2 separate regions of the Homo sapiens genome follow, and region 2 is linked to region 1. A link is a loop called in an ENCODE intact Hi-C map of the cell type or tissue named here. Cell type or tissue: B cell. All regions are shown on one strand. Links, peaks and the distances in the headings refer to the core of each region. The heading gives the core; the rest is flanking DNA. Region 1 holds the start of IFT172 (intraflagellar transport 172). Region 2 holds the start of PPM1G (protein phosphatase, Mg2+/Mn2+ dependent 1G).

Evidence for each region. Hi-C counts contacts between places; a loop is a spot of excess contacts. Peaks named below come from ENCODE experiments on the same cell type or tissue, not always from the same donor. Only the 100,000 strongest peaks of a DNase experiment are listed, where the experiment ranks them.
Region 2: it touches region 1 in a loop (17-fold over the local background); 17 of 110 quality-filtered maps call a loop at or near these places.

Annotation. Positions count from the first base shown.
Region 1 is chr2:27,484,256-27,491,989 of GRCh38, forward strand. IFT172 (intraflagellar transport 172) reads right to left here and starts at 5,488. Exons shown (of 48, transcript NM_015662.3): 1 at 5,360-5,488; 2 at 1,105-1,248; 3 at 763-875; 4 at 1-11. The coding sequence starts at 5,398. FNDC4 (fibronectin type III domain containing 4) reads right to left here. Exons shown (of 7, transcript NM_022823.3): 7 at 7,628-7,734. In B cell, for the core only: no CTCF peak of the experiment used is centred there; a DNase peak (open chromatin) is centred at 5,576; H3K4me3 peaks cover 1,606 bases; H3K27ac peaks cover 1,450 bases.
Region 2 is chr2:27,403,001-27,419,792 of GRCh38, forward strand. PPM1G (protein phosphatase, Mg2+/Mn2+ dependent 1G) reads right to left here and starts at 6,591. Exons shown (of 10, transcript NM_177983.3): 1 at 6,303-6,591. The coding sequence starts at 6,422. RefSeq lists silencers at 6,072-6,151, 6,172-6,221, 6,292-6,481, 6,572-6,761. In B cell, for the core only: no CTCF peak of the experiment used is centred there; DNase peaks (open chromatin) are centred at 5,311 and 6,671; H3K4me3 peaks cover 2,411 bases; H3K27ac peaks cover 1,951 bases.

The sequences.
Region 1 (7,734 bases), core at 2,728-7,727:
TCTTGTCACCCCTGCCAAACAAAAGAAGGGGAAACATATTAAAAACCACTTCCAGGCCGGGCGTGGTGGCTCATGCCTGTAATCCCAGCACTTTGGGAGGCCGAGGCGGGAGGATCATGAGGTCAGGAGATCGAGACCATCCTGGCTAACACAGTGAAACCCCGTCTCTACTAAAAATACAAAAAATTAGCCGGGTGTGGTGGTGGGCGCCTGTAGTCCCAGCTACTCGGGAGGCTGAGGCAGGAGAATTGCGTGAACCTGGGAGGAGGAGCTTGCAGTGAGCCACAATCGCGCCACTGCACTCCAGCCTGGGTGACAGAGTGAGACTCTATCTCAAAATAAATAAATAAATAAATACCACTTCCATAAACAAATTGCCAAAAATGATGCTGAGGGAAGAGAAGAAAGAGCAGATTTCTTCCCTGGCCCAGTAGTATTTCTGACTACTCTGTAGGAGCCCTGAAAGGAGGTATATGAGGGAGCCTAAGCAGCTTCAGAACAATAACAAAGATGTGACATCACTCTGGGCTTCCAGGATCTCACAGGGCCTCCTGTTGACCTTGGACTGTTTCCTCCAGGGATGGGATTGAAGAACACGTGGGACAGGTGAAGGCAGAAAAGCAAAAACAGACTCCAGAAAGTCTCTGCCTTCAATGGCCAAGCTTGGCTTCTCATCCCCTGTATTTCCCCTCCCCAGTGAGGCATTTCTCTTGCCTTCCCCTTCTTTCCTGGGCCATCCCATCTCCCAGTCTCTATCCTCACCAATCTTCTCCAATCTTGTAGACATAGATGATGTTGTCAGTCTGTCCTATGGCAATTTTAGTGGAATCAGGAGAAAAAGCCATGCCCTTCACCATATAGCTCTTCCTGCCATACTAAGAGTTTAAAAAAAAAAAAAGAAAGAAAAAGAAGTAATGAGTACACATGAAAGAGAAAAGAGAAAAAAAGGCATATGTGTGCTCCTAAGGGAGCTTGAGGATTTATACTGAGAAAAAGGTGGGGTATGCCATTTCCTATGCTGATGGCTAGAAGGCAGACTACGTCTTTCAAGTTGTGAGACCCCATCAATAGGTTAAATAAGGTACACATGAATACACTGTTTACCTTCATGTCAGCTGGTTTGGTGGAGAATTTATCTCTCCGTTCTCCATGTTCATCATACAGCAAGACCACTCGGTCCACTGTGCAGACAGCAAATTTGGCATTGTTCTGGGACCAAGCCATGCAGGTCACCTTTGCAGCTCCATCCTGTAGAGGCAAAGGGGTAAAAACAAACCCATGTGCTGGTCTAGAATGCCAAAAGCATTTCTAGCTTCATTAATTCTAGTGTAATACTGGTCAATTTTCTTCCTGTCACGGTTCTATCCTCAAAACAAAGAGATGCCTGTGGCCCATGCTGGTCTCCAAGGCCTTCAGATCCTGGACTGTGAGAACAACAGGCTTCTAGAGACTCATATGCAAATGCACTAAGAGGCAGGGTGCTAAGTCAACTGTATCAATGAATCCCTGCAACGGCCTCCTCGTTTCCAGGTCTGCTACTGAAATAAATTCAATTAGTCTGGTAAGTTTTGGTCATTAGCCATTCATTCAATTAATATTTTTTTAGCACCTTATTGATCAAGGCACTTGGCCAGGGGCTGAGAGAGAGACAAAAAGCAAACCATAGATCCTGCCTCCACGTCTAATAAGATGGTGCAAAATAGAAAAGTCCTATTAAAGTATGTATAAAGTACTACAATAGTTTGGAGAAGCCTGAGAGAATTTTATGCTTAAATTATCAAAATTAAGCTTTGAAGAATGAATGCAGTTGAGTAGGAAGTTATCTGAGATGGGAGGAATGGCAATGAGCAAAGGCAAATTCTGGACAAGAAACAGTAATTTAGTTTATTTGAAACTATTATACCTTATAAATAGTAGAATAGACGGGGTAAGGCAGGAAAAACAGGCCAGCTCAGGAAGTCTTTGAAGCCAGGCAAAGGAGTTTGGGCTTATTTGAAAGGAAAGGGAGAGACAGTGAGAGTTCAGGATGGGCGAGTACGAGTTGAGACTCAGGACGAATAATCCCACTTTCTTTTCTTCTTAACTACCCACTTCAGAGAAACCCAAGTTAGAAGTTATCTCCAGGTGAATTATTCTGACCAGATCTGACCCTTCCAACACTAGCTCTGGTCCTAAGGGACTAGCTCTGCTACTAAGGGTTTCCTTCCTTGAAAACAAAACATTTTATTCTGCTTTTCTTCTGCCCCAATTGTTTAATTATTTGGACACTAGAGTTCTGGCTTCAAACATTGACACTTTACACTCCAAACTCACCTATCTCCAAAGTCAGAAGTAAAAAGTCTATTTTCCTGCAAATCCTCAAACCAGAAAATAGCCACACCACCATCACTATGATCCTCTAACTCTTCATTATATTAGGTTAGAAGGCCTGAGGGCTCCTCATCAATCTTTGCTGATCCTCCTGCTTTATCGCTTTGCCCAATTCTGGGCATTCAGCCCTACCTGCATCATGACATCATCTTATTTTGAGAGACTGAAGGAGGATTTCATTTCCAATTTTTCCATTAGGGCGGAGAAATTTTTAAAGTACAGATTCAATGGACAGCTTGCTGAGCAATGAGCACAAATCTCTGTCTTTTTATTTTTTTCTCCAACTGAGGAGAGAGCACAACTATCTTTGTTCTAATTTCCTTCTTTTTTTTTTTTTGACGGAGTCTCACTCTGTCCCCCAGACTGGAGTGCAGTGTCACAATCTCAGTTCACTGCAACCTCTGTTTCTTGGGCTCAAGCGATTCTCCTGCCTCAGCCTCCCAAGTAGCTGAGGCTATAGGCGTGTGCTACCATGCCTGGCTAATTTTTTTATATTTTTGGTAGAGACATGGTTTCACCGTATTGCCCAGGCTGGTCTTGAACTCCTGACCTCAAGTGATCCACTCACCTTGGCCTCCTGAAGTGCTGGGATTACAGGCGTGAGCCACCACGCCCGGCCTGTGTTCTCATTTCCTCCTATTGTCCAAATGCCACACCCTCTGTGAAGCCTTCCTGATTTCCATAATCAATTAATTCTCCTTTCTCTACAATATGTACCTCACTAGATTTTTTTATTAAGTGAGGTAGGGAATAAAATAATAAGAGCTTGCCTTTAACAAGTACTTACCATAGAATAGGCATTTTGATAAGTGCTTGACAAGCATAATCTCATTTTACCTCATAACACTGAGGTAGATGCTATTATTATCCCCCTTTTACAGATAGATGAATGGAAGCCCAAAAAGATTAAGTAATTTGCCCAAGTTCACATATACAGTTTGTAAGTGGTAGGACCATGATTTATTTATTTAATTAATTTATTTTTTGAGGCAGAGTCTCGCTCTGTCACCCAGGCTGGAGTGCAGTGGTGCGATCTTGACTCACTGCAACTCTGCCTCCTGAGTTCAAGCGATTCTCCTGCCTCAGCCTCCCGAGTAGCTGGGATTACAGGCATGCGCCACCACATCTAGCTAATTTTTGTATTTTTAGTAGTTTCACCACGTTGGCCAGGATGGTGTCGAACCCCTGACCTCGGGTGATCTGCCTGCCTCGGCCTCCCAAAGAGCTTGGTTTACAGGCATGAACCACTGCGCCTGGCCTAGAACCATGATTAAATCCATGTATGTGTAAATCCATAAACCATAATCCCAATTTCTTTATTAAGGTACCCCAGTACATATTACACACTCAGTTATGGAACATCTTATTTATTTTTAAGACACAGCCTCACTCTGTCACCCAGGCTGGAGTGCAGTGGTGTGATCACGTCTCACTGCAGCCTCGACCTCCTGGGCTCAGGAGATCCTCCCACTTCAGTGACCCCAGCAGCTGGGCCTACAGGTGCTTGCCACCACACGAGGCTATTTAAAAAAAATTTTTTTTTTTTGGACAAAGTCTCACTCTTGTCCCCCAGGCTGGAGTGCAGTGGCACGATCTCGGCTCACTGCAACCTCCACCTCCCGGGTTCAAGCGATTCTCCTTCCTCAGCCTCCTGAGTAGCTGGGATTACAGGCGGCTGCTGCCACGCCCGGCTAATTTTTGCATTTTTAGTAGAGATGGGGTTTCACCATGTTGGCCAGGCTGGACTTGAACTCCTGACCTCAGGTGATCCGCCCGCCTCGGCCTCCCAAAGTACAGGGATTACAGGTGTGAGCCACCGCACCTGGTCAAAATTTTTTTGTAGAGGTCTTGGAATCTTGGGCTCAAGTGATCCTCCCACCTTGGCCTCCCAAATTGCTGGGATTACAGGTGTGAGCCACTGGGCCTGGCCAGACATCTTATTCTTATTAGCTTTGTATTATTCTGTCCTTTGAATTTTGAATGTCCTTTCCTCTTGTCTATCAATTTTTCACACTGCTTTTCAGTTTACAATGCTCTTTTGTGTATATTACTCTATATAACTCTTCCCCAAGTCCCCTAAAGTTGCTATTAGTACTCATGTTTTTTCAAATGAAGAAGTTGGTGAGTGCTCCGAGACATTGTATAATAAAGGCTAAAGTTAGAGATATCAGGTCATTTGTTTAAAGTACTGGTGGCCAGTCTGGGCAACATGGGGAAACCTCGTCTCTACAAAAAACAAAAACAAAAACAAACAAAGAAACAAAAAATTACCCGGGCGTGCTAGCGCACGTCTGTAATCCCAGCTACTTGGGAGGCTATGGCAGGAAAATCCCTTGAACCCGGGAGGCGGAGGTTGCAGTGAGATCGAGCCACTGCACTCCAGCCTGGGCAACAGAGCAAAACTCTGTCTCAAATAGTTAAATAAAGTAGTGGTTGACCTGAAATAAGGACAAGGTAAGAAATTTTAAAAAGAAAATAAGAAAGTAGTGGTGGAGCTAGGACTTAAATTCTGGTGTGCTAACTCCAAAGCCCACCCTTTCTTCACCATGTTTCAGGGCTCCTCCCCTAGTGCCCAGCCTCTCCTGAATCAGAATACACGGTTCGGTCTTTGCACTCCCCCTTCAGGGCTTGCACCTAAGGCGCTTATTTAATTATGGGCACATGCATACTCGCTGCTTACATGTGCACCTCACCCTCTAATACGAGCCTCCTGAAGGGAGGGACATAAGTCGGGTGGTTTGGGATTCCTACGAACCCCAGCATGGGGCCTGTACACAACTGATGTGAATGAAATGTAAGGAAAGCTACAAGTCCTTAGCCCTGCATCTCGCCTCCTGGACGCTGTATCGACAGGCCAAGATCCAGATCATCGCTATATCCCTTACAGCCTTCTGCACACAGTAGGAGGTCAACATCATTAAACTTCAGTTCCCCCACTTTTCTTGGAACATAAAGCATAAGGGGGAGGGACTGGCACGCAATTCCTCACCTGAGGGCTCAGCAGGGTCCTCAGGTGCTTCAAGTGCATGACGCACACCTGTCTTTCAGATGCTCCTAGACAGCGACAACTCCCGTGGTTACCTGGACAACCCGCCACGCAGCCGCAGCGACAGGCACTGACGCTTATGCGACCGGAGCGCAACACGCGTCGCAAGGTCACACGTAACTTTGCGGCGAAGCAAACAGAACGTGCGCAAGCGCGGTGAGATCTAGGGCGGGCCCTTGAGAGGGCTTCATGAATGTTCTCCTTGACCAATCCCGTCGCCGCATGCAAACTCAAGACCAAGCCCCGCCCACAAGCCTTCAGCCAGCCCCAGGTCCTACGTCATAGCGGTCCGTCTCGCTCTTCGATGTACCTGACTTTCTGAGTGCACTCTCTTAATCCTCACAACTCTGGAGGGAAGCAGGGCGGTTTCCATGATAGGCCTTCTGCAGTTGACGGAATTGTACCCAAATAGGTTACATGATTTGCACGGGATCGCAAGGCTAATAACGATAGCTAACGATGAATACTCAGTATGTGTCTGCCAGGTACTGTGTAAAGTATTGTACGTGCATTTATATCATTTAATCCCAAAACCACCTTTTGAAGGGGATAGCGTTATTATTAGTCTCATTTTACATAACAGGAGACTCAGGGCACTTGCTCAAACTAACACAGCCAGCGAAGGACTTGGAACTGGAGTTCAACCCAGAGTTAGTAGCTTTAAACAGCTTTTATGTTCCTTCTCAACTCCTAGCTCGCTCTCTCCATGCCACGATACTATAACCTGTCACATTCCCATCCCAATAAATGACATTTATTCTCAGAATCTGGAAGATGAGTGTTTTGGAACTAGCTGCCAAAGAAACGTAAGGTACCCTACTTCCTAATTGGGTAATGGTGGGTTAAAGACTGCTGTTTACATTGGAATGTTTTTATGGTTCAGTTTGTTGTTGTTGTTGTTTTGAGACAGAGTTTCACTCTTGTTGCCCAGGCTGGACTGCAATGGCGCGATCTTGGCTCACTGCAACCTCTGCCTCCCGGGTTCAAGAGATTCTCCTGCCTCAGCCTCCCAAGTAGCTGGGATTACAGGCATGTGCCACCACGCCCGACCAATTTTGTATTTTTAGTAGAGACAGGGTTTCTCCATGTTGGTCAGGCTGGTCTCAAACTCCCGACCTCAGGTGATTTGCCCGCCTTGGCCTCCCAAAATGCTGGGATTACAGGCGTGAGCCACCGTTCTCGGCCTGTGGTTCAGTTTTGAGGGCAGACCTGACTTGGCTCACCCGATAGGTTGTCTTGTGATACCTGGGGTTAGAGATTGGTTAAGTAGAAAAGAGACTGACTTGTTGATCTTTGGAGTCCCGTTCAGAATTTTTGGCCTATCTTCTAACATACCAGAGAGATTGAAATGCAGAAAGGAGTTATTCATAAGCCTGCTCTGAAATGATCCAAAGTTGGGAAGATCTGTAACTCTCCAGGAAGTGTAACATATGCTCTCCAGACAGACTGTGGGTCCAGAAGCCTTCCCCCACAGTGGTTTGCAAGTGTCAACAGGTGTTTGTCTCATGGCCACCAACCACCCCTTAGAAAATAGGAAAGAGCAGAGGACAGCCCCTATTTTCACAGGAAACAAGTAGGCCTCAGAGCTCAAATGAGAATTATTTTGACAGGGGAGTCCCAACCCCTCAGTTTTATTTTCAGAATCCTCCTCTGGATATGGTGGCAGAGCATGAATATAAACTCATTTATGAATTACAGTTATTACTGACTTTGACTGACTAAACAGAGACAGAGATGAAAGGGAATGCAAAAGAGGGAAGAACAGACACAGGAACACATAGGATAGGAGCATGTGGCACCAAGGAATCCATGAGTGTAGCTGTCCTTTCATTAGTCCCCAAGACACTGCTTAGTCCTTTTCTGACCATTAGCCCAGGGTTGATGGAGGAGTCAGAAGAGTAAGTGGTGAGGAGCTGTGCTGTCGATGCAAGCAGTGAAGATAAAAAGGCTACTACCCTCTCATATGATATGTATTAGTATTCAGTGGTGCAGGAACTTATATCTTTCTCTTCTCTTTTTCCCCTTCTCACCCAACAAAGCAAAAGAATCTGGGGTTAGTTTTCTATACCTCTTCTTCCTGGCCCTATCCTAGGGTGGGGTATTATCACACCTTGCAATGCTCCTGTCAAGTAGGTGATGGTGTAAGGGGCCCTTGGAGGGTCAGGAGAGAGACAAGGTGAGGAAATGTCTTCAGCATACTATACAGTCAGCTCCAGTTTGTCCAAGAACCTTTATTGGAAAAATGTCCAACAAGTGATATCACTAGCAGCTGAAGGGGCTGCCAGGTGAGAGGGGGAGCACCTGAGGCTCCATGGAAG
Region 2 (16,792 bases), core at 4,655-9,654, 79 kb before region 1:
GCTATGCAGTGAACTATGATCGAGCCACTGTAAAGGCAGATAAGTGTAGTGAGGATGTGAAGGAACCGGCACAAGAAATCCCATACTCCTTACCACTCAAGCATGGGCAAGAGTGAGATCCTGTCTCAAAATAAATACATAAATAATTTAAAAAATAAAAAGGCCGGGCACAGTGGCTCATGCCTGTAATTCCAGCACTTTGGGAGGCTGAGGCGGGCAGATCACTTGAGGCCAGAAGTTCAAGACCAGACTCGCCAGCATGGGAAAACCCCTTCTCTACTAAAAATACAAAAAAGTTAGCTGGGCATGGTGGCGAGTGCCTGTAATCCCAGCTACTTGGGAGGCTGGGGTAGGCAAATTGCTAGAACCCAGGAGGCAGAAGCTGCAGTGAGCCGAGATGGCACCATTGCACTCCAGCCTGGGCAACAAGAGCAAAACTCCAACTTAAAAAAATAAAAAGAAAATAGTTTCTCCATGCTCATGGGCATACATGTGATATAATTCTATACTAGCTTTGAACTGTGAATGGGTACTGCATGCTAATCAAATGCAAATAATGCGTTTTTATAAAAGTTGCTAACCACATTCTAGACAAAGAAATTCTGGCCAGGCGCAGTAGCTCACGTCTGTAATCCCAGCACTTTGGGAGGCGGAGGCGGGCAGATCACCTGAGGTCAGGAGTTCAAGACCTGCCTGACCAACACAGAGAAACCCCATCTCTACTAAAAATACAAAAAATAAGCCAAGTGTCGTGGCACATGCCTGTAATCCCAGCTACTCAGGAGGCTGAGGCCGGAGAATCACTTAAACAGAAAGGCCAGTGAGCCGAGATCACACCACTGCACTCTAGACTGGGTGACAGAGACTCTGTCTAAAAAAAAAAAAGAGAGAGAGAGAGAAATTCTGACCTGGTTTAGTAAGTAAAAAGCGCTTTAAGCTATTGGCTATTGATATGAGATGCTAATCTGAAGATAAGAAAATAAATGTTTTTCAACCTTCAATGCCCTAAGGTAGAACCCCATAGCATACTTGTGATATTTCTTTTTATATTTTTTCCATTAATTTAATGACTGAAACAAATATGCAGGTATTTTAAGAATTTTCTGCTCAATACTATCTTTATAGTCAATTCTAGATGACCCCTTGACCACTAATAAGCCAGCTTCTACACAGCAATAAATAGCCAGCCTCCTCAAAATTATACTATAGATATTGACACTGCCTTTAATAAAAGGAAAATATGATTTATAGCACAAAAAATTCCTGGCCGGGCACGGTAGCTCACATCTGTAATCCCAGCACTTTGGGAGGCCGAGGCAGGTGGATCACAACGTCAGGAGTCTTGAGACCAGCCTGGCCAACATAGTGAAATCCTGTCTCCACTAAAAATACAAAAAAAAATTAGCTGGCCTGGTGGCAGACTCCTGTAATCCCAGCTATTTGGAAGGCTGAGGCAGGAGAATCACTTGAACCCAAGAGGCGGAAGTTTCAGTGAGCCGAGATCAAGCCACTACACTCCAGCCCGGGTGACAATGCGAGACTCCGTTTCAAAAAAAAAAAAAATTCCTAACTCTCCATAGAAAGCAGTTTTGTCACTTCCAGAGAACCTCACAACCAAATATTAAATGTACTCTTGTCCCCTTAAGACTACATCAACTGATGGGCCAGGCATGGTGGCTCACGCCTGTAATGCCAGCACTTTGGGAGGCCGAGGCGGGCGGATTAAGAGGTCAGGAGTTGGAGACCAACCCGGCCAACATAGTGAAACCCTGTCTCTATTGAAAATACAAAAAATTAGCCGGGCATGGTGGCAGGCGCCTGTAATCCCAGCTACTCGGGAAGCTGAGGCAGGAGAATCGCTTGAACTCAGGAGGCAGAGGTTGCAGTGAGCCAAGATCATGCCATTATACTCCAGCCTGGGCAACAGTGCAAGACTCCGTCTCGGAGAAAAAAAAAAAAAAAAAAGACTACATCAACTGAATCTATTTTCAGATTTGACTTCTTATTTAGCCAACAAAAACTCAAGGGCCTTACCTTATAATTTTTCAGGCACCCCTCCACAACCTACCTCATTTTTTTTTTTTTTTTTTTAAGATGGAGTCTCACCCTGTCGCCCAGGCTGGAGTGCAGTGGTGCGATCTCGGCTCACTGCAACCTCCGCCTCCCAGGTTCAAGCGATTCTCCTGCCTCAGCCTCCGGAGTAGCTGGGACTACAGGCGTGCGCCACCATGCCCAGCTAATTCTTGTATTTTAGAAGAGACAGGGTTTCACCATATTGGCCAGAATGATCTCGGTCTCTTGATCTCGTGATCCGCCCACCTCGGCCTCCCAAAGTGCTGGGATTACAGGCATGAGCCACCGTGCCCAGTGCCTACCTCTTAATCCCAAAGTACATACCTCATCCACTTTTTTCATGGAGAAAGGAGGAAGGAGGAGAACATCAACTGTGGTGGTTTTTTTGTTTGTTTTTTTGAGACGGAGTCTGTCACCCTGGCTAGAGTGCAGCGGTGAGATCTCGGCTCACTGGCCTTCCTATTCAAGCAATTCTCTGGCCTCTGGCTAATTTTTGTATTTTCAGTAGAGACGGGGTTTCACCATGTTGACTAGGCTGGTCTCGAACTGACCTCAGGTGATCTGCCCCCCTCGGCCTCCCAAACTGCTGGGATTACAGGCGTTAAGCCACCACGACTGGCCTGTGGTATTTTGATTACCTTTTCTCAAAACACCCTGGTTGCTGGGCATGGTGGCTCACAGCATTTTGGGAGGCAGAGGCGGGCCGATCACCTGAGGTCAGAAGTTCGAGACCAGCCTGACCAACATGGAGAGACCCCCATCTCTACTAAAAATACAAAATTAGCCAGGCGTGGTGGCACATGCCTGTAATCCCAGCTACTCAGGAGGCTGAGGCAGGAGAATCGCTTGAACCCGGGAGGCGGAGGTTGCAGTGAGCCGAGATCATGCCATTGTACTCCAGCCTGGGCAACAAGATAGAAACTCCGTCTCAAAAACAAAACAAAACAAAACAAACAACAACAACACCCTGGTCACACAGGAAGAGAAGCTTGAAACAGGCAGAAAGTAAAAATGCCAGCTATTGATGATTGCCATTTTTGTCTCAAGAGTCCTCTCTACGGCTAAATCTATCCATCAGTCAGCATGTCAACAACCTTTAGTGGTATGATAACCTTACCTCAAATGAAGCATTAGGACCAAGCAAATAGGGTAAATAAACTTTATTAATTTTTGGATTAAGCCCTAAAGCTTCAGAGGAATGGGAGTACTTTATATTTTCTGGAAAGATAAGATTCAGGGAAGAGGCTAGAACTCATAGTTATTTTCTTGCAATAGCAAAGAAACTATGCTACACTTTGAAGAGAAAAAAAGCCAGAAGGAACACTATCAATGAAGCAGAATAGGATCCCAAACAATACTCTTCAAGAGGATTTGATTAGGCATATTTAACTATTGATTAGGCATATTTATTCAAACAAGGGCAACTTCAGAAACAGCACATTAGCAAGATTTTAATACCCTAAGCAGTTATCTCTCAGGAGGAAGATTAGGATGTAAGGAATAGTCTAGTAAGATCTCTACACACTAAACCGTCCCTGACAAAAAAAATCATTTTCTAATTGAGGAGAAACCAAAAATAAAGGGAAATGCCCTACAGAGAAGCAGCAAATAGTATGGAATCACTGGGCAAACCAACGTGAAACACTGAGTAGCCAAGCAACTCAATCCGTAAGTAAAAGTAGAAAGAAGGGTACCAAAGAAATGAAAAAACAACAGCAGAGAAGTGAAAAATATTAAATGAGAAACCTGGAAGAAACGTTTTACTGCGAGATGGAATATTCACCTCAAATCTCACAACGTTAACAGAAAATGCCATGGAAATGGAACTTCTTGACTACCTACTTTACAAAAAGACTTTCCTACGAAACTATACCCAGATTTATTTATTTATTCTTTTTTTTTTTTTTTTTGAGACAGTGTCTCACTCTGTCGCCCAGGCTGGAGTACAGTGGCACGATCTTGGCTCACTGCAACCTCCGCCTCTGGGATTCAAGCGATTCTCCTGCCTCAGCCTTCCAAGTAGCTATGATTATAGGCACGCACCACCACATTCAGCTAATTTTTTGTATTTTAATAAAGACGGGGTTTCTTCATGTTGTCCAGGCTGGTCTCGAACTCCTAAGCTCAGGCAATCCGCCCGCCGCAGCCTCCCAAAGTGTTAGGATTACAGGCATGAGCCACCATGCCTGGCCTATTCATTTATTTTTTGAGACAGCGTCTCGCTCTGTCACCCAGATTGGAGTGCAGAGGGGCGATCTTGGCTCAATGAAGGCTCTGCCTCTCAGGCTCAAAGTGATTTTCTATCTCAGCCTCCCAAGTAACTGGGACTACAGGTGGGTGCCACCATGCCCAGCTAATTTTTTTGTATTTTTTGTAGAGACAGGGTTTTTGCCATGTTGCCCAGGCTGGTCTCGAACTCCTGAGCTCAGGTGATCTGCCTGCCTCGGCCTCCCAAAATGCTGGGATTACAGACGTGAGCCACTGCGCCCAGCCTAGATATTTCTAATAGACAATTACATCTACCAAATAGTTATACTGTGTATGGTGGTGAAATATGAATGCTATGCTTCAGTTTGACATAGATGATTAACAATGTCTAGTGTCTTCAACGATCTGATCCTACAAATTCTTTCCACCAAAACAGTGTCCTAACCTTTCTGGGCCTCAATTTCTTAGCTATAAAATGTGGGAGCCGCAGGGTGTGGTGGTTCATGCCTGTAATCCTAGCACTTTGGGAGACCGAGGCAGGCAGATCACCTAAGTCAGGAGTTCAACACCAGCCTGACCCACATGAAGAAACCCTGTCTCTACTAAAAATACAAAATAAGCCAGGCGTGGTGGCACATGCCTGTAATCCCAACTACTAGGGAGGCTGAGGCAGGAGAATTGCTCGAACCTGGGAGGCGGAGGTTGCGGTGAGCCGAGATCGCGCCATTGCATTCCAGCCTGGGCAACAAGAGCGAAATTCTGTCTCAAAAAAAAAAAAAGGGAGCCAAAGCAGATGAGATGAACTATAGGATACACTCCAATCCTGAAATTTTATACCTAATTATAAAATTGTTATTAAGGTCAGTTATGAATATAAAATTTGAATCGGAAAACAAAACATTTAAGTTCATACTGTCATTCCAGAGCTAACCACAGGGAGGAGCGAGGGATCTGAAACAATTCCCAAGGGAGACAGTATTTCGCTGTTACCTGAAGCCCACCCGGTAGGTGGAGAAACCCTCAATACCAGACAGAGTATTTCCCTGGCCCTTTTGCCTAGACTTCAGAATGCTCTTCACAAAGCCACGGTTAACCCGTCTTCCTCCCTTTCCTCCCTACCGCAGTTTTCCCTCTTCTCTTTTGTAGTTTCACATCAAGTTTTACCTAATACTACTACTTTCCCCCCAATATTTTTCTTTTCCCCTTTTGTCCAGAGTAAAATTTTCTAGAAAAGCCCTTTGTAGGTAGGTTGTGATGAAAAAAATTGATGAAATGACTTACAATCAAAGAAACTATAAACTACAATTACAGGCAAATGAGAATTACTGATTAAGTTTTAGAGAAATCCTAAGAGAGAAAGAAAACGAAGCATAATAAAAAGGAAAACCTAGGGACTGACATAATTCAAGTTTTCCGAAGTTAGTAAAAGGCCCTGAAAAGAGTGCAAATGAGTGACAACTCCTGGAGGTCGGGTCCAGCCTCTGAAATTAACATGCAAGAGCCCAAGGCCAGGCAACCAAAATGTGAAACAGACTCTGCCCGGGGTTCCTTTCACTGTCAAACTCCTAGCCAAAAGAGGCTTCCCACATCAGATATTTTAAATATTAAAATTTAAAAAGTTATTCACATCTATTCACCTCTCCCTTGAAAAACAAATGAATAAATAGCCCCTATTTGCGTCTTTACTCCCACACTAAACCTCACACCGTTGATGAGCCTGGAGGGCTAGGTTGGCACGAGAGGATGGCGCCAAAGCTCGGGGAGAGGGCGGTCAGTGGGCGGAAGGTGCCTCTTCCCACATGGCCGAGCCCTCGCCGCCACTGGCCACCGGCACACGGTCCCCAAGCATCGGGAGCTCCCTCTCGGCCCTGACCCCGCGGTCTCTGTCGCCCCGCAAACGGCCGCTGCGGCCGCAGGCTCCCAATTGGGACCCTTCCCAGGGGAGGACCCCATCCCCCGCTCTCTTTCTCCGTCAGATTCCCGCCCCGCAGCGGCCAGCCTATGGGCCCCTGCCTCCTCACCTCCATGGAGACGCGCCAGCCTTGCATGGCGGAGAAGCCGTAGGGCAGCGGCAGGCGCGGGGCGCCGACCCCGTCCCCGGAGCACTTCACCGTGTTGGGCTGGGAGAGGTAGGCACCCATGGCGGCGGCTGGCCGGCGGCCTCAGGTGCAGGAAAGCTGGGCGCGACCCGTGCCGGAGCCGAAGCCCCGGGGGTGCGCGCGGCAGGAGCAGGCCCCGCGGCGCGACCGACGCAAGGTGCCGGTGAAAGGCGCGAGGCCGGCCAGGAGGCGGTAACGGGACGGGAGCTGTGAGGGAGCGGAAGCGGAAACGGCGCCGCTCCAGACCCCGCCCGGCCTGCGCGGCGGGGCCAGGCGCTGCGGGCAGTCATTTCCTTAGCAACTCGCCCCGCCCGCAGGGACAACGGCCCGCCCAACGGCCGCTCCCGCGAGACTAGCGCGACCACGCCCACCAACGGCCGCCGTCCTACTCCGCTTCCTCGCGCAGGTGGCAGGTCGCCTCTGGCAGAACCTCTTCCTTCGTTCCCAGTCCCCAGCCTCTTGGCGTTTTGTCTGACGCCTCTTTTGTGTCGGACTCGACGCTTTCAGCCCGTCCTCCAGTGTTTTCATCCCCCTCTCCCCAACGTTGCACTCTCAGACTCCGCAAACCCCGCCCGATTTGGTTCAATTAAAGTTGACCAGTATTTGTTCCGAGCTTAGGAAGTACTTGGCCAGGCCATGCGAGGCCTATATGAGAAGAATGTGAGTCTTTTCTGAAAGCGAAGACCTCGATCTGTGATATAATTCGAGTTAATACAATGTAGAAATGTTTGGTACAGCCTATTCTGGGTGGGAAAAGCTCAAGGATGGGAGGAGGAGCTGTTTCTTGGAGGATTGAAAGGATGTAGGCTCTCAGAGAGGATGCCTCTGGATTGCATTATGCCACAGGAAAAGGGAATAATGTTATAAGGTTTGGAGGAGTGAGGGAAGAATGTGAACTGCATTTGGGGAGGATTTCTGAGGAAGCTGGCTGGACTCGGAGAATGATTGTAAGTGGTAATATTAACTAGCTAGCTTGATAAAAAGAAGCGCCAAGATGAGTGACTTGGACTTCATTGTCGTCCTGGTGTAACCTTTGGCATCGTTTGTCTAGTCTTTGTATGCAGTGTACATTGGAGGGAGAGAGTCTGGGGCACTGTTGTGTTGTTGTTTTTTGTTTGTTTTTGAGACAGAGTCTCGCTCTGTCGCCCAGGCTACAAGCTCCGCCTCCCGGGTTCACGCCATTCTCCTGCCTCAGCCTCCCGAGTAGCTGGGACTACAGGCGCCCGCCACCACGCCTGGCTAATTTTTTGTATTTTTAGTAGAGACGAGGTTTCACCGTGTTAGCCAGGATGGTCTCCATCTCCTGACCTCGTGATCCGCCCGCCTCGGCCTCCCAAAGTGTTGGGATTACAGGCGTGAGCCACCGCACCCCGCCTACTATTGTTTTTTTTTTAAGACAGAGTTTCGCTCTTGTTGCCCAGGCTGCAGTGCAGTGGCGCTATCTTGGCTCACTGCAACCTCCGCCTCCCAGGTTCAAGCGATTCTCCTGCCTCAGCCTCCCGAGTAGCTAGGATTCCACGCCTGGCTAATTTTTGTATTTTTAGTAGAGACGGGGTTTCACCATGTTGGCCAGGCTGGTCTCGAACTCCTGACCTCGTGATCTACCCGCCTCAGCCTCCCAAAGTGCTGGGATTACAGGCGTGAGCCACCGCGCCTGGCCTGGGGCACTGCTACTAGTTAGAGAGCTCTTACTCTAAGCAGGAGATGAGAAGAGCTGGGAGTAAGGTGGTACCACGCAGGGTGGCAATGGGAATCCAGATGAAAGGACAAATTAGACAATAACAAATAAGACAGATTTGGTAATAAATTGCATTCAAGGGATGGAGAGAAAAGGAGAAATTCTCCAAACTATGACAAAATTGATTCTTTTCAGCCGGGCACAGTGGCTCACACTTGTAATCCCAGCACTTTGGGAGGCCAAGGGGGGGTGGTGGATCACTTGAGGCCAGAAGTTCGAGACCAGCCTGGCCAACATGTGAAACCCGTCTCTACTAAAAATACAAAAATTAGCCAGGCGTAGTGGTGCGCTCCTGTAATCCCAGCTACTTGGGAGGCTAAGGCAGGCGAATAGCTTGAACCCCAGAGGCGGAGGTTGCAGTGAACCAAGATGGCGCCACTGCACTCCACCCTGGGTGACAGAGCAACTCCGTCTCAAAAAAAAAAAAAAGATTCTTTAAAAAGATAAAACTAATCATGGCTTCTTCATGCTCTTCCGATAGTCCAAATTCCTTATAGTTTACAAGACCCTTCATGCTAATCATCCAGATTCACGTATGCCTCTCTTTAACTCTCCATTTCTCCTACAACTCTGCTTCAGCAATGTCTTTGGGTGCATCTAAAGCCATGCTTTCTCTTACACTTTTACCCATGGAGCACACCTCTCCACACCCCTCTTGACCATCACTTTCTCCAGGAAATCTCTACTATCACTATACTAGTTTGGGTCCACACTTGTTTGTCTTTCCTGATAGAATATAAGCCTTTATGAAGGCAGAAGTTCCATTAAACTTACCATTGTGTTTTCCAGCATCCCTTGCAAAGTTGTATGTGCTGAATAATATTTAAATATTTGTTGAATGAATGAATAACACCAAGATTTTGACTCTGCATAACAAAATGTGGTGGAGCCATTAACAGAAAAAGGTGCAGTTTGAGGGGATGCTAGTTTTGGGGGGAAAACAGTGGTTCAGTTTAGGGTGACAACTAATATAAAAACATTGAAAATATTAGATTGGAGTTAAGCCATGAAAGTGGAAAAGATGTTAATTAGGCTTGCAGGTTGCCAGGAACCTAGATGAGATCTCTGACCAAAGCAGTGTAGAGGGAGCATATAAAATTACTCAGCCTTGGTTGCAGTGAGCTGAGATGGTGTCACTGCACTCCAGCCTGGGCGACAGAGTGAGACCCTGTCTCAAAAAACAAACAAATGAACAAAACAGCAACAACAAAAATTACTCAGCCTCTTCTTTCTTCTCCTTCTGCTCCTCCTCTTCCTCCTTCTTCTAAGAAATGAGGTCTTGCTATGTTGCTGAGGCTGGTCTTGAACTTCTGGGCTCAAGCAATCCTTCCACTTTAGCCTCCCAAATAGCCAGGACCACAGACATGTGCCACTATGCCCGCCTTCTTTTTTTTCTTTCTTTTTTTTTTTCTTTTTGGACTTTGTTTTTTCCTAAGAATGGAATGTGACATTGTTTAAAGAGCATGAATTTTGCCACATATTACCTATGAGATCTTTCACAAGTTACTTATTCCCTCTTAGGCTAAGTTCATCTGCAAGACAGACATACAGCATCTACTCTTCAAGACTGCTTTAAGGATAAGAGGAATTGAATGTAAAGTGCTGAGTTATCCATAAATGTTGTATATTATTCAACAAAAGACTGCTGTTTAAGTGTCCATACATACACGCTAAATATGGAATGGAAGCCACATTTAATTGTGTTCACAAAAAATAGGAGGTGGCCTGAAAATAAATGGGAAAAAAACAGACAAGAAAAAAAGTGGAAAAGAAAATATAACTCGAGGCTGGGCACAGTGGCTCACGCCCGTAATCCCAGCACTTTGGGAGGCTGAGGCAGGCGGATCACTTAAGGTCAATAGTCCGAGACCAGCCTGGCCAACATGGTGAAACCCTCTCTCTACTAAAAATACTATATAAACACACACACGCACACACACAATATGACTCAAGGAAAAAGTAACGCACTGGGAGAGCAATAATGTTACAGAGAGGGGAGATAGATACTAAGGGGGATCATGGAAAGAGGTGAAAAAGGAGAAAGAGTATGAAGATTATCCCCTCACCATCCTATTCCCCTCAAAGTCACTACAGTATATTTCCAGTGACGTAAAGGTTTCATGCTTTGACTAGAAGGGAGAAAGAAAAAAAATTTTAAAAAAAGGCCGGGCGCAGTGGCTCACGCCTGTAATCCCAGCACTTTGGGAGGCCGAGGCGGGTGGATCACGAGGTCAGGAGATCGAGACCATCCTGGCTAACATGGTGAAGCCCTGTCTCTACTAAAAAATACAAAAAATTAGCCGGGCGTGATGGTGGGCGCCTGTAGTCCCAGCTATTCGGGAGGCTGAGGCAGGAGAATGGCATGAACCCAGGAGGCGGAGCTTGCAGTGAGCCGAGATCGCGCCACTGTACTCCAGCCTGGGTGACAGAGCAAGACTCTGTCTAAAAAAAAAAAAAAAAAAAAAAAAAACACCCAAAACGCAATACTATATTCATAGATCGATTGATAATGCTGAGTCTGTCTTTAAAGTATGAGCTGCAAAAATCTGGCTAATCAGACATGGTAATAGAGCCAGCTCCTGAACATGTACTTGAGGTGTTAGTCCACATGAAAAAAGGGTTTTTATGGCAGGCATGGTGGCTCACACATGTAATCCCAGCACTTTGAGAGACTGAGGTGGGTGGATCACCTGAGGTCAAGAGTTCAAGACCAGCTTGACCAGTATGGTGAAACCCCGTCTGGCCGGGCACGGTGGTTCACGCCTGTAATCCCGGCACTTTGGGAGGCTGAGGCGGGCAGATCACGAGGTCAGGAGTTCGAGATCAGCCTGACCAACGTGGTGAAACCCCGTCTCTACTAAAAATACAAAAATCAGCTGGGCGTGGTGACACACACCTGTAATCCCAGCTACTTGGGAGGTTGGGGCAGGAGAATCGCTTCAACCCAGGAGGCAGTGGTTGCAGTGAGCTGAGATCGTGCCATGGCACTCCAGCCTGGGCAACAGAGCGAGACTTTGTCTCAGAAAAAAAAAAGAAACCCTGTCTCTACTAGAACTACAAAATTAGCAGGGTATGGTGGCAACATGCCTGTAATTCCAGCTACTTGGGAGGCTGAGGCAGGAGAATCACTTGAATCTGGGAGGCAGAAGTTGCAGTGAGCCGAGATTGCGCCACTGCACTCCAGTCTGGGTGACAGTGCAAAACTCCGTCTCAAAAAAAAAAAAAAAAAAGAAATTATGAACCCTGAGGCATGTAATTATAGATCTCTGGGAATGTTGCCAGCCTGGGAGACATTGCCTTAAAGGTTAAATGTGGATGGGCGTGGTGGCTCACACTTGTAACCCCAGCACTTTGGAAGGCTGAGGCGGCCGGATCATCTGAGGTCAGGAGTTCGACACCAGCCTGGCCAATATGGTGAAACTCTGCCTCTACTAAAAATACAAAAATTAGGTGGGCGTGGAGGCAGGCGCCTGTAATCCCAGCTACTTGGGAGGCTGAGGCAGGAGAATCGCTTGAACCTGGGAGGCGGAGGTTGCAGTGAGCTGAGATCCCGCCATTACACTCCAGCCTGGGCCACAGAGCAAGACTCCATCTCAAAAAAATATATATATATATATTAAATGCTCTAACTTTAGAGTATAATGTGACATCAGTTCAATTGTAAATTTGAATGTGAACTGAAGATCACTCAAAAAAGTGTTAATCTAGATCATCCAAAATATGCCAATATGCTTGTATTTATATTAAATATTATAAATTTATGTTGTCTTCCTATGTTACCCAGGTTGGCCTCAAACTCCTGGGCTCAGACAATCCTCCCACCTCAGCCTCCTGAGTAGGTGCATGCTGCTGTGCCTGGATCTCATTGTTTTTGACCCTTTCTTCATATACATGTGATTCATATACATCAATATTATACTATTCATGAAATGATACCTTTAAAAACTAAGCAGTTTTGATACCATATTCCTTCTTGGTTGTGATTAAAGGTGAAAGATTGATCCAGAGAGGAAAAAAATAATCTCAGGGACAAGATTTAGGGCTAAGAAAGAAGGAATTCAAATATTTTGAAGGTACTAAAAACGAAGAGGGAGAGTCTATTTCTGGGATTCTGGGCTAGTTCTTACTCCCCTTTATACTCATTAATTTATATATATATTTTCTGTAGATGATAATATCTTGACTTTTTTTTTTTTTTTTTTGAGACAAAGTCTCACTCTGTCACCCAGGCTGGAGTGCAGTGGCGCGATCTCGGCTCACTGCGACCTCCACCTCCCAGGTTCAAGTGATTCTCCTACCTCAGCCTCCCAAGTAGCTGTGACTACAGGTGTGTGCCACCACACCCATCTTTTTTTTTTGTAATTTTAGTGGAGGCAGGTTTTCATTGTGTTAGCCAGGATGGTCTGGATCTTCTGATCCTCGTGATCCGCCCACCTCGGCCTCCCAAAGTGTTGGGATTACAGGCGTGAGCCACGGTGCCGGGCCATATTTTGACATCTTTTCTTTTCTTTTTGAGTTGGAGTCTCGCTCTGTCGCTGAGGCTGGAGTGCAGTGGCACGATCTTGGCTCACTGCAACCTCCTCCTCTGGGTTCAACCAATTCTCCCTGCCTCAGCCTCCTGAGAAGCTGGAATTACAGGCGCCCGCCAACACGCCCGGCTAATTTTTGTATTTTTTAGTAGAGACTTGGTTTCACCATGTTGGCCAGGCTGGTCTTGAACTCCTGACCTCAGGTGATCCGCCTGCTTCGGCCTCCCAAAGAGCTGGGATTACAGGTGTGAGCCACTGCACCCGGCCCATATTTTGACATCTTATAAAATCCTTTCTGGCTGGGAGAGACTGCCCTTCCAATGCTAACCAATTAGAGATAGCAAAGGACTTTTTTTTTTTTTTGAGATGGAGTCTTGCTCTGTCACACAGGCTGGAATGCAGTGGTGCCATCTTGGCTCGCTGCAACCTCCGCCTCCTGGGTTCAAGCAATTCTCATGCTTCGGCCTCCTGAGTAGCTGAGACTACAGGCACAGGCCACCACACCCGGCTAATTTTTGTATTTTTAGTAGAGACTGGAGTTTCACCATATTGTCCAGGCTGGTCTCAAACTCCTGACCTCAAGTGATCCACCTGCCTAGGCCTCCCAAAGTGCTGGGATTATAGGTGTGAGCCACCACGCCCAGCCAAAACATTCCTTTGATACATAAACTGACCAGTCCAGCGCTATACCTCCCCTATCTGGCCTGTACATCACAAGAAGCAATATTCTTTTGCCTTAATCATCGCAGGCAATTAGGGACCATCCCTAAAGTTTACAGCCTGCAGGAGTTATTCAAACTAGCCAACCCTAAACTCTTTGCCCTGCCTTGCCTTACCCTTAGAAACCCCAACAAAAGTTCTGGCCTAGGCCAGGCGCAGTGGCTCACGCCTGTAATCCCAGCACTTTGGGAGGCCTAGGCGGGCGGATCACGAGGTCAGGAGTTCGAGACCAGCCTGGCCAACATGGCGAAACCCTGTCTCTACTAAAAATACAAAAAATTAGCCGGGCATGGTGGCGCACACTTGTAATCCCAGCTACTCAGGAGGCTGAGGCGGGAGAATTGCTTAAACCTGAGAGGCGGAGGTTGCAGTGAGCCAAGATCGTGCCGCTGCACTCCAGCCTGGGTGACAGAGCGAGACTCTGCCTCAAAAAAAAAAAAAGTTCTGGCCTAGGTTGGGCGCAGTGGCTCATCTTTGTAATCCCAACACTATGGGAGGCCGAAGCACATGGATCACCTGAGGTCAGGAGTTTGAGAACAGCCTGACAAACATGGTGAAACCCTGTCTCTACTAAATACAGAAAAATAAGCCAGGTGTGGGGGCACATGCCTGTAATCCCAATTACTTAGGGGTCTGAGGCAGGAGAATCGCTTGAACCTGGGAGGCGGAGGTTGCAGTGAGCTGAGATTGTGTCATTGCACTCCATCTTGGGCAACAAAAGTGAGACAGAGAAAAAGTTCTGGTCTATACTTTCTCCTTGTTACTGTCTTCTGCTACCTGACCCAAACTTGGCATTTCCCCTGTGACCTTGTGTGGCATATAATGGCCCTCTTTCTAAAACCTGTGAGTGTAATAAATTTTGTTTTATTGTGCCTCTCCCGTGTCTCCTCTTGGCTGCACCTGACTGACCGTCCCCTAAAGGAACGCAGAACAAGTGCCCAATAAATGAAACTATTTTTTTAAGTCAAAAAAGTGTTATGTTTTACAGCTGTACTTTTCTATTTCTAGAAGGCAAGACATAAATTAATCTTGAAGCAATCTGCCTATACTCATGGAAATCACTAGAATGGGCCCTTTAGACACATATAAAAGAAATACCTATCTCTATCCTAAAGAAAGTCACAAAAGGACCATTAACCAAAATTCAGGTCTTTCAGACTGATATGCTGGGGTTTATCTTTTTATTAATAATATAAATTGTGGGTTGGGTATGGTGGCTCACGCCCATAATCTTAACACTTTAGGAGGCTGAGGCGGGCGGATTGCCTGAGCTTAGGAGCTTGAGACCAGCCTGGGCAACATGGCGAAAACCATCTCTACTAAAAATACAAAAAAATTAGCTGGGCATGGTGGCGAGCGCCTGTAATGCCAGCTACTCCGGAGGCCAAGGCAGGAGAATCTCTTGAAACTGGGAGGCAGAGGTTGCAGTTAGCCGAGATCGTGCCACTACACTCCAGCCTGTGTGACAGAGCGAGACTGTCGCAAAAAATAAAATAAAATCAATTGTGACTGGGCTTGGTGGCTTATGCTTGTAATCCCAGCACTGTGGGAGGCTGAGGTAGGAGGATTGCTTGAGCCTGGGAGGTTGAGGCTGCAGTGAGGTGTGGTTGCACCAGTGCACTCCAACCTGGGTGACAGAGCAAGACCCTGTCTCAAAATAATAATAATAATAATTGTGTCTTTAGCAGGATTGTGTCCTTCCAGTGGGGGGTGGGGGGGCAGGGAGAGATCATATTTTCTTTTCAGTAAGGATATAGAGTGAACTGTCTCTTAAAATCCTTATTTGTTCGGCCGGGTGCGGTGGCTCACGCCTGTAATCCCAGCACTTTGGGAGGCTGAGGCAGGCAGATCATGAGGTCAGGAGATCGATACCACCCTGGCTAACACAGAGAAACTCCGTCTCTACTAAAAATACAAAAATTAGCCAGGCGTGGCGGCGTGTGCCTGTAGTCCCAGCTGCTGGGGAGGCTGAGGCAGGAGAATGGCGTGAACCCGGGAGGCGGAGCTTGCAGTGAGCCGAGATTGCGCCACTGCCCTCCAGCCTGGGAGACAGAGCCAGATTCCATTTCAAAAAAAAAAAAAAAAATCCTTATTTGTTCTTAGGAGATCCATGTACGGGTTTTTTTTTTTTTTAATTTATTTATTTTTTGAGATGGAGTCTCGCTCTGTTGCCCAGGCTGGAGTGCAATGGCGCAATCTTGGCTCACTGCAACCGCTGCCTCCCAGATTCAAGTGATTCTCCTGTCTCAGCCTCCCAAGTAGCTGGGACTATAGGCGCATGCCACCACGCCCAGATAATTTTTGTATTTTTACTAGAGACGGGGTTTTACCATGTTGCCCAGGCTGGTCTCGAACTCCTGAGCTCAGGCATTCGCCTGCCTGGGCCTCCCAAAGTGTTAGGATTACAGGAGTGAGCCACTGTGCCTGGCCTCCCCATCTTTTAACTATATCTATATATCCCGAGTTTTTGTGCTGCATTCTGTGTGAATTAACTTATTCTTTTGTTAGTCATACCAAACTTAGAGTTCTTTTTATTATTTTGTTTCTCTTAATACCAAACAAATCAGGCAAGGAATTTCTTTACTTGTTTTTGGCGAGATCTTTGTCACTCTCTCTCCAAACCTGCTCCAACAATTAACAAGTATCAGTGATCTGATTATCTCTCTAGTTTTCTCATTTATTTCCTGAAGAATGTTCTCCTTTTCATCCCTGAGAGGTCTGAGAAAAAAAAAGAAAAAAAGAAGAATTTCTCTCTGGAAAGTCTCCTCTCTTCCCTCCAAGACGTAATACATTTTATTTGTTTGTTTGTTTGTTTGTTTATTTGAGACAGAGTCTCACTCTGTCGCCCAGGCTGGAGGGCAGTGGCACGATCTTGGCTCACTGCAACCTCCGCCTCCCGGGTTCAAGTGATTCTACTGCCTCAGCCTCCTGAGTAGCTGAGATTACAGGCGCGTGCCATCACGCCTGGCTAATATTTGTATTTTTAGTAGAGATGGGGTTTCTCCATGTTGGCCAGGCTGGTCTCGAACTTCTGACCTCAAGTGATTCGCCCGCCTCGGCCTCCCAAAGCGCTGGGATTACAGGCGTGAGCCACCGCGCCTAGACAATAAATTTTATTTTTTAAAAAAGATTAAATTTCAAACTGCAAAACTGGAGGTAAGGCAAAAGAAAGGAAACCCACACCCAGGTTCGAAATTTTCAACTATTATTGCTAAAAAGTGAGACATCTTCACAAAACTTGGAGTGGAAAACCATAGGTTTTATGGTCCAAGTTCCTGACTTCCAATACTGGAGAGTCTTCACTGGACTTTTCTTCACTTCCTTAACTGCTTGTTGAATTCCTATTTATCATTTAGAACGCAGCTCAGACAGATCAACTTTGTTCTTTGGGAAACCGTATGTATTAGTTTCCTATGACTGTTGTA